Linked DNA regions of Homo sapiens: region 2 is linked to region 1. The links are chromatin contacts, found by Hi-C or POLR2A ChIA-PET in ENCODE. All regions are on one chromosome and are shown on one strand. The core of a region is the stretch at or near the end of the contact, and the rest is flanking DNA. Distances in the headings are between cores, read along the strand shown.

The links. A loop is a pair of places that touch in the nucleus more often than their neighbours do. ChIA-PET counts read pairs that join two places held with the same protein, here RNA polymerase II (POLR2A). Pooled maps may share reads with other maps.
Region 2: a map of endothelial cell of umbilical vein shows a loop between it and region 1 (5-fold over the local background). The contact joins two enhancer-like sites. A Hi-C loop is called at or near these places in 3 of 168 maps with a recorded cell type or tissue (B cell, CD14-positive monocyte and endothelial cell of umbilical vein), 15 of 37 single-sample maps with no recorded cell type and 6 of 50 pooled maps. POLR2A ChIA-PET finds 5 or more read pairs at or near these places in 8 of 52 experiments (OCI-LY7, PC-3, Panc1 and 4 more).

What each region holds. Positions count from the first base shown.
Region 1 is chr3:161,032,752-161,037,421 of GRCh38, forward strand. The region is part of intron 2 of PPM1L (protein phosphatase, Mg2+/Mn2+ dependent 1L); the gene reads left to right. Among named protein-coding and RNA genes, the nearest start is that of B3GALNT1, 70 kb to the right of the region's middle. Within about 2 kb of position 2,525, at least 4 of the 41 ENCODE cell types and tissues checked have a DNase peak (open chromatin) inside an H3K27ac peak, as active enhancers do; they include B cell, CD14-positive monocyte, OCI-LY7 and 1 more, where a contact is called at or near this core.
Region 2 is chr3:161,068,154-161,072,823 of GRCh38, forward strand. It overlaps PPM1L (protein phosphatase, Mg2+/Mn2+ dependent 1L), which reads left to right. Exons shown (of 4, transcript NM_139245.4): 4 at 658-4,670. The coding sequence ends at 1,004. Among named protein-coding and RNA genes, the nearest start is that of B3GALNT1, 35 kb to the right of the region's middle. RefSeq lists an enhancer at 1,543-1,592. Within about 2 kb of position 1,863, at least 11 of the 41 ENCODE cell types and tissues checked have a DNase peak (open chromatin) inside an H3K27ac peak, as active enhancers do; they include B cell, CD14-positive monocyte, OCI-LY7 and 1 more, where a contact is called at or near this core.

The DNA of each region.
Region 1 (4,670 bases), core at 1,275-3,774:
GCATGATCTCAGCTCACTGCAACCTCCGCCTCCCGGGTTCAAGTGATTCTCCTGCCTCAGCCTCCTGAGTAGCTGGGATTACAGATGTGCATCACCACGCCTAGCTAATTTTGTATTTTTTTTTTTTTTTTTTTTTTTTAGTAGAGATGGGGTTTCACCATGTTGGTCAGGCTGGTCTTGAAATCCTGACCTGAGGTGATCCACCCACCTCGGGATTACAGGCATGAGCCACCGCCCCTGGCCCACAGAAAAGTTGTAAAGTATTGGGTGTTAAGGGATGGGTCACATCCAGGGAGGAGATAGAGTATCCTTTGAGATAAGAGTCAACTCCCATTCACAGTTTCTACAAAGAAAATAAAGTACCTAGGAATACAACTTACAAGGGATCTGAAGGACCTCTTCAAGGAGAACTACAAACCACTGCTCAACGAAATAAGAGAGGACACAAACAAATGGAAAAATGTTTCATGCTCATGGATAGGAAGATCAATATCATGAAAATGGCCATACTACCCAAAGTAATTTATAGATTCAATGCTATCCCCATCAAGCTACCATTGACTTTCTTCACAGAATTAGAAAAAACTGCTTTAAATTTCATATGGAACCAAAAAAGAGCCCGTAGAGCCAAGAGAATCCTAAGCAAACAGAACAAAGCTGGAGGCATCATGCTACCTGACTTCAAACTATACTACAAGGCTACGATAACCAAAACAGCATGGTACTGGTACCAAAACAGAGATATAGACCAATGGAACAGAACAGAGGCCTCAGAAAAAAATGTGACACATCTACAACTATCTGATCTTTGACAAAGCTGACAAAAACAAGCAATGGGGAAAGGATTCCCTATTTAATAAATGGGGTTGGGATAACTGGCTAGCTATATGTAGAAAACCGAAAATGCACCCCTTCCTTATACCTTATACAAAAATTAACTCGAGATGGATTAAAGACTTCAACGTAAGACCTAAAACCATAAAAACCCTAGAAGAAAACCTGGGCAATACCATTCAGGACATAGGCATGGGCAAAGACTTCATGACTAAAACACCAAAAGCAATGGCAACAAAAGCCCAAACTGACAAATAAGATATAATTCAACTAAAGAGCTTCTGCACAGCAAAAGGAACTATCATCAGAGTGAACAGGCAACCTACAGAATGGGAGAAAATTTTTGCAATCTGTCCATCTGACAAAGGGCTAATATCCAGAATCTGCAAGGAACTTAAACAAATTTACAAGAAAAAAGCAAACAACCCCATCAAAAAGTGGGTGAAGGATACGAACAGACACTTCTCAAAAGAAGACATTTATGCAGCCAACAAACTTATGAAAAAAAAGCTCATCATCACTGGTCATTAGAGAAATGCAAATCAAAACCACAATGAGATACTATCTCATGCCAGTTAGAATGGTGATCATTAAAGTCAGGAAACAACAGATGCTGGAGAGGATGTGGAGAAATAGGAACACTTTTACACTGTTGGTGGGAGCGTAAATTAGTTCAGCCATTGTGGAAGACAGTGTGGCGATTCCTCAAGGATCTAGAACCAGAATTACCATTTGACCCAGCAATCCCATTACTGTGTATATACTCAAAGGATCATAAATCATGCCACTATAAAGACACATACACGTGTATGTTTATTGTGGCACTGTTCACAATAGCAAAGACTTGGAACCAACCCAAATGGCCATCAATGATAGACTGGATAAAGAAAATGTGGCACATATACACCATATAATACCATGCAGCCATAAAGAAGGATGAGTTCATGTCCTTTGCAGGGATGTGGATGAAGCTGGAAACCATCAATCTCAGCAAAGTAACACAGGAACAGAAAACCAAACACTGCATGTTCTCATTTATAAGTGGGAGTCAAACAATGAGAACACATGGACACACAGAGGGGACCATCACACACTGGGGCCTGTCGGGGGGGTGGAGGACTAGGGGAGGTAGGGGAGGGATAGCATTAGGAGAAATATCTAATGTAGATGACGGGTTGATGGGTGCAGCAAACCACCATGGCACGTGTATACCTATGTAACAAACCTGCATGTTCTGCACATGTATCCCAGAACTTAAAGTACAATAAAAAAATAAAAGAAAATGTGGCACATATACACCATGGAATACTATGCAGCCATAAAAAAGAATGAGTTCATGTCCTTTGCAGGGACATGGATGAAGCTGGAAGCCATCATTCTCAGCAAACTAACACAGGAACAGAAAACCAAACACCACATGTTCTCACTGATAAGTGAGAGTTGAACAATGAGAACATATGGGCACAGGGAGGGGAACATCACACACTGAGGCCTGTCAGGGGGTGGGGGGCAAGGGGAAGGATAGATGACTAGTTGATGAGTGCAGCAAACCACCACGGCACATGTATACTTGTGTAACAAACCTACACATTCTCCACATGTATCCCAGAACTTAAAGTATAATTAAAAAAAAAAAAAAAGAGTGAGCCATCTTGCAGTTTTGACTGAGCTTTGTTCTGCTTATTGAATAGGTAAGTAACCCAAACGGAAAGAAGTGGTGAGCAATGCAGGAAGTGCTCAAGCCTGATGTAAAACAGGAAAACTTCTGTTTCATGGTTTGTGTTGCACAGCGCCCCTCGGCCAAAGAGGAAAGAGCTAATTTTGAGATAAGTAACCATTGCTTCTAATTCTTTAGAAAGTGCTTTTGACTGTAGACAGACATGCTAAAGGCTGTGCCTCATTGTTTGAAGTCCAGATACGTACAACTACTCCTTGTTGTTACTGTAAAAATAGTTCCTGAAAGAATGACTAAAAAGAATAGGAGATGCAAGATTAAAATAACATGAATGGGAGAGGAAGTACAAGACTAAAACTTCCTCATGTCAGAGGTAAGATTGCTTTATTTCCCAACTAAATAAAATCAGGTCATGTATGATTGTTAATGGCAATTCTTGCCAGGAACTTAACCAAAGTTAAAATAATTTTACAGGTTGCTCTAACTTTCCCAGTTTCTGGACATTCCCAATAGATGACTTTGTTATTTTCAAGGACATTCTTGGGGTTTGAACACATTGTTTCTTTTTTGCAGTGCTTTTCAGCATATGATTGAACGTACTCAAGAAGGGTCATGGTTAGTTCAGCAAGCTGATTTCAACATTTGGTGATTGTCTCCAGTTAATGAGCTATACATATGATGTCCGCTTTTATTTTCATCATCATAAACCACAGAAAAAAGGGGAAACAGTATACCAGCAAGTCAGCAAGTCCAAATCAAGCCATGACTCAGATTTCCTAAGAAAGAAAAGATCAGACTCTGCTTTGACATATTCTATCTTAAATTTTGAAATTACTTTGGGGACAACATTAATTATCCAGGTCAGTGTGGGGGAATAGCAGTTCCTCCTTGATCATCCTCTTCATATGGTATAATCACTAACTTCACAGATCTGTACTGAAAAGTTGTTTACCTTTGGGGAAATGGCTCATTATAAGTATGTATATAGGGAATAGTAATATAAGAAAAAATCATAAAGATTTGAGGGTAAGTAGAGAAGATCAGACCCTGTGGAAGTTAATAGCATGGCCCTTGGAACCAGATTACCTAGATTCAAATCCCATCTTCTCTTCTTAATACCTCTGTGACCTTGGACAAATTACTTACCCTTTTTGTGTCTTAGTTCAACCATCTGCAAGATGGGGATATGAGAGTATTATTAGTAGATTGATGTGAGGATTATGTGAATGAGTGTTTGTAAAGCACTTAGAACAATGCTTGTTACAGAGTAGGTGCTCAATAAATGTGACCTGTAATTGTTATCCTTCAGTAATTGGTAAATTTTATGTCTGTAGTCATAGAGTTTGGTTCTTAACCCAGGCCCGGTGCCATTCAAGACACTGCAGAACATAGTGCATATTCCTTCATGTTTATCTAGGTTTTTTTCTCCTTTTTAATGTTACCTTTAGTCCCATACTAGTCATTATCAACCTGTGGTCACCAGTCAGGGAAGTACATTCGTATTGATTGCTGCAAATGCAAAGGTGCTTTCAGAGCAGAGATCCTTGATTTTAAGGGACTCCCATTAAGGTTGAAAAGATGGGACAAGTCCGTTTTTCCTGCCAAGAAAGACATGGCTTCCATGAAATCTTATTTACTATATTTTTGTATCTAACAAGTTCTCTAGGAAGCCTCTCATTTTTGAATCGTAAAAAAGGTCTGTATTCAAAGCAAAAATCCTTTAAAAAAATCTTTGATAATTCTGATCTCTGTGCTTTGCTAGCCCAGATTTTTATTATCTGACCCTATGGTATCCATAAGCATGGTTTTAAAGGTATGTCCACAAGTTATTTGATACTTCTCTCATTGCGGTGGAACTTAATTCTTCTCCCTTTGAGTGCAGGGAGGACTTTATGATTCCTTTGTAGTGAATGAATATAGCAGAAGTGATGGGATAATACTTCTGAGACTGGGTTATATAAAGACTGGCTTCTGACTTTGGTTTGCTCCTTTGCTCTTTGTCTCTGGAATCACATGCTCAGGGGGAAATCAACTGCCATGTCATGAAGAGATGATACTTGGGCAGCCAGTGGAGAGACCTACATGGTGAGGAACTGAGGTTTGCCAGAATCCATGTGAATGCACTTGGGAATGTACCCTCCCCTACTTGAGCTTTTTTTTT
Region 2 (4,670 bases), core at 613-3,112, 35 kb after region 1:
GAATAAGACCTTCATTTCTCAACAACCCAATAAAATAGATACTGTCTCTATTTTGTAGCCAGGGAGACTGAGGATCAGAGAAAGAGTTTCTCATCCAAAGTGAGACATGGTTAGAAGAGACAGAGCCAGGAATCACATTCAAGTAGTCTGACCTGAGCCTTTAATGACTATACTAGTGTGTGCTTTTTCTTAATCTTGATCCTATTTGGGGGGACAGAGCTGTTTTGAGACCTATATAGGCACACTTATGAGTGGCCTCAGGCCAAATGATATATACGGTGCCTGTTCACCTGCCTTTCAGCATTCCTTTGCCACTCTCCTCAAATCCCTACCCTCATGCTCTCTACTGTCAATCACTGAGCCACCACGGTGTTAAGTTAAAAACCAATGCCCTCCCCCATATGTATCCGCCACCTTCAGTACTCTTATTGATATATTATTGAAATCCTTCAAGATGCCAGGATGAGGGTATGAGGATCAACTGGTAGAGTATAAAACCCCAGGCCATGCAGTGGGTCCCAGGAGTGATGGGGTTAAGGGGAGTGCCCACAGCCCAGTTCACATGAAGTAGGTCACCCTGTTGCGCACGTACCTAGACTATCCCAGGTAAGTGAGATATCAGCTGGTCAAACTAATGGGCTCATCCTGTCTTTCTAGGTGGTTTCATCAGTTTCAATGGCTCCTGGAGGGTCCAGGGAATCCTGGCCATGTCTCGGTCCCTGGGGGATTATCCGCTGAAAAATCTCAACGTGGTCATCCCAGACCCAGACATCCTGACCTTTGACCTGGACAAGCTTCAGCCTGAGTTCATGATCTTGGCATCAGATGGTCTCTGGGATGCTTTCAGCAATGAAGAAGCAGTTCGATTCATCAAGGAGCGCTTGGATGAACCTCACTTTGGGGCCAAGAGCATAGTTTTACAGTCATTTTACAGAGGCTGCCCTGACAATATAACAGTCATGGTGGTGAAGTTCAGAAATAGCAGCAAAACAGAAGAGCAGTGAACCCTTCAGGGGTCTCAGCTGCCTTAGACTAAAGGACTTTCAACACACTGGTCTCTTTTAATTTAGTGAAAAGTGTGGGAGTTGTAATTAGGATCATCCACCCCAGACATGGAATCCCCCCTCCCTGGTGGTCTTAGGTCTATAATCAGTGACGAACAGAGGGTGCCCTTGGCCAATGTAGTTAAGAAACTGGAAAATGGTTTCTTCATGTTTTCCCAACTCTTTCATCCAGTGTCCAAAATATATAAGTAAATAGCTGTAGAGTCACATATATGAAGTGAATAGCATATGTGTCATTTAGTCTCCCTGAAGATTCTTTTCAAGATCCTGTTCAGGGTCCTCCAGGCATCAGCTGTTGTGTCCTCTCTTTGTAACAGTGGACAGGACAGACCACCCAGTGCTGCAGGAGACAGGCCACTGCGTCACCTGTGAGTGGTCAGGGGCTGATGTGGCAACACCCTCTGCCAAGAGACAGAGCTGTCCTGAGAATGCTTTGTCCTTCTGAGCCCATGTTTTCTGCTCAGTAGCAGCTTGGAAGCAGATTTGGAATGGTTTACTATTTTGGCTGCTCTTGGGGACTGCGAGAAGCAGAGAGAATGAGAGACCAGTGGCAACTGCCTGCACAGCAGAGATAACCCTCTTCCCTTGCTTCCTTTAATAGTTAAATAGACTTTGTATACCACCTGACCAGCCTTTGTGCATTTATCCTAATCATGCATGACCGTTAACCTTTTGCTTAGTCCTTACCATATGTAATAGGCAGCTGTTAAATTCACCAACAGATACCCTGATTTTTCATCTTACGTGACCAAGAAACCACGTTAGGGGAAATGAAAAAAGCAAGCCACAATACCATGATTCCTTCCATTTTCAACAGTAGATGAAGGAAATGATACTGAATGAGTCACAGTGTTCCCTGGCAAGTAAGCTGTTTGCATTGAGAAAGGAGTGAGCTGGTGAGGTTACCACCCTGAATTGAGCTCCAGCTGCCAGTTTTTGTGTTTTTCCTTGCCCCTTTCCAAGTGGTTTTCAAGTGTCAGGCAGTGTTCTGAGAAGCAGCAGCCTATAACTGTATGTGTGTTCCTTGAAGCCAGGTGCAGAGTTCCCAGCTACTGCAGCTTGGGATTTGGTGGGAAACTACTGGGATAAGCTTCTCCTTGACAATGGAAAGGCAGCAGTCTTCAACATTTGGTTGCAAATCTCCATCCACATCAGGGAGCTTTCCCCAGGCAAATACAAACCGCCCCGTGGCCTGCAGGCCTGCAGGGGAGGCAGCAAAGGGACCTGGCAGTTGCAACACAGTAAGTCAGGAATTCAAGCGTGAACCCATATTGATAAGTGGGCCAGAATTATTTAGGGGCCTGGCTTGCTGCTCTCCATTTCCTGTATCGCTAATTTATCATTTTTCCAACCTTGGTATTTTATATTATTTAGAGAAAATGCTGGGTCACTCTCTTTGCCTAAGGTGACTCAAACAGCCAAACGAAACTTCCGTTGCCTCCCAGCCCTCTGTATCCACCTGGTTTTGTTCTTTCCCTGTGAGCATTTGTGGTTATAGCTTCCCATATGCCACATTCACCGGCCACCTCCTCGCCGTGGAACCCTGCCCTCTCCCCTCCTGCTGCTGTAGAGTTTTCCCAAAGCAGTGTCCAGGAGAGAATTTGAGAGAGTGAAGAAATTGCCTTGTAGATGTGGAGGGCTGCAATCTGTCTTGATTTCTCCAAGCACTTAACTTTCTTTGACTGCACTGAGAATTGCTAATGATTTCCCATGAGATTTGCTTACTTTTGTATACTGTATTTTCCAGCATTACAGAACCTTGGTTATTGTTTTTTAGCCATAGAATCTTCTAGTAAAAAATATCTGCCACCATTTTAGATTTAAGCATTTGCCTATGGGGAGACACTGAATATGTGGATGTGTGTATTAATATTTGGGGTGGGGACAGGGAAGGGAATGTGGAAAACAAATGCTGGCTGTGAGCAGTGCTGAGATGGCCAGGCCAGGCGGCTGAGTTTGCTTGGAAATTCAGGACATTCTGACTCCTAAGAGTTGCCCCCACCCACCATCAAACTGAAATCAGCACCAATGGTGTCAGCACTTTACAGCCCATAGCCAACTTTCTTTATTTTTAACGTAGCACAAAAATGTATAATAGCAAGGAAAAGACATTTTTAAATTCCGGTTATTTTTATTGTCTAAAATGAAAGCAACAGTGTTTTGATAAAGATGAAAAAGAAAAGCTACTAAATTAGTAAATCAGTGGTTACGTGCCCTGCAGAATTTCTTAACAGATGGTGCTGAGTGCACGAGTTACATAACTTTCTCTCTAATTGAGGTTCACAAGGCGTCTTCTAAATTTTGCTTTGTACAATTAATTCATTTCTGATGTTAACCAAATAGAGTGTATATATCCTACTCCCATTACTGCCTCTTTCCCCCCTACTATGGCTTGTAGATTTTCAAAAGATAGAAGTTCTAGGCAAAACTGTAGCAGTTTCATTAATAGTTGTTAGGATAGTTATATCTAAAATCAGAGTATTTTGTTCCCTTCCTTCTGGAGCTCTCTCTCCCTAGCCCTTTTCCAGCTGTTGGGGATGTGCAGACATCACTCCTGGGGGTGCCCTATGGTACACTGGCTGCTCCCCAGGGACCTGGGAATGCTGAATCTAGCCATTAGGGAAATTGATTTGAGATGTTTGCATGTGAAGCTTCCCTAAGCAGCACTGCCAAAGCTTTGGAATTGTCACCCAAGGCTTCCTAGACTCCCTAGCTAGCTCGAGTTCGAATTGCCAATAGTCCCCATGGTGCCAAATTTTGGGATGGTTTTACAGTCTTTTAGAAATGAAGACAGGAATGGCCATGTGCTTCTGAGACCCCAGCACGATGCCAGGCCCAGGTCTCCATTAATGCAGTGCTCTGCTGCTGCTCCACTGGCAATTTGTACTCTTAACATAGGTTGGGGGAGGGACAGCTAGGGAAATTTTTTTTAATTAATTGTATCTAAAATTCTTTCATCATAGGAATAAACAACACATATAGAAAGCTCCAAAGCTGTTCCCAAGACCTGTATTATTTATTTTATATGACCAACTTGCCCCAAGGCAATTAACTCTGAATTGCTGTTCTAATGTGACATATCTGTGTACATATGTACATAGTACTGGTAACCAGTGGCTGCATTTTATTCCTTGCTGTGGACTGAGGTATTGGCTTCTTGAATCTTGTATATGTCATAAGAATATTATACAGAGAGTGTTATAGTGAAGGATGTAAGCTGGATAATTTAAAACAGACCTTATTTCATACAAGTGTAATTATTACATCATTTTGGGTAAATGGCAAACAGGATTGCATGAGAGTGATGGCATCATCATTTCAATTGAATCTGAAGTGATTCTAGGAAATTGATTCCACTGTTGGATTCTAGGAAATTGAGTCCACTGTTTTCCTTTGCGTTTAATTTCCTTTGTGTTTAATTTGACCACAGAAACTTTTTTGAGTAGCACCTAGTAACATTGCAAGGAACTTGTGTATCAAGGTGTATCTTGATTATCCTGATTTTTTTTGTTCTCTAAGTTGTTGCCAGATCTCTCTTGCAACTGTGTCAATGAAAGGTCTGTGTTTAGAAAAGGCAGCATATCATTGTATATTTGAAACTATAGG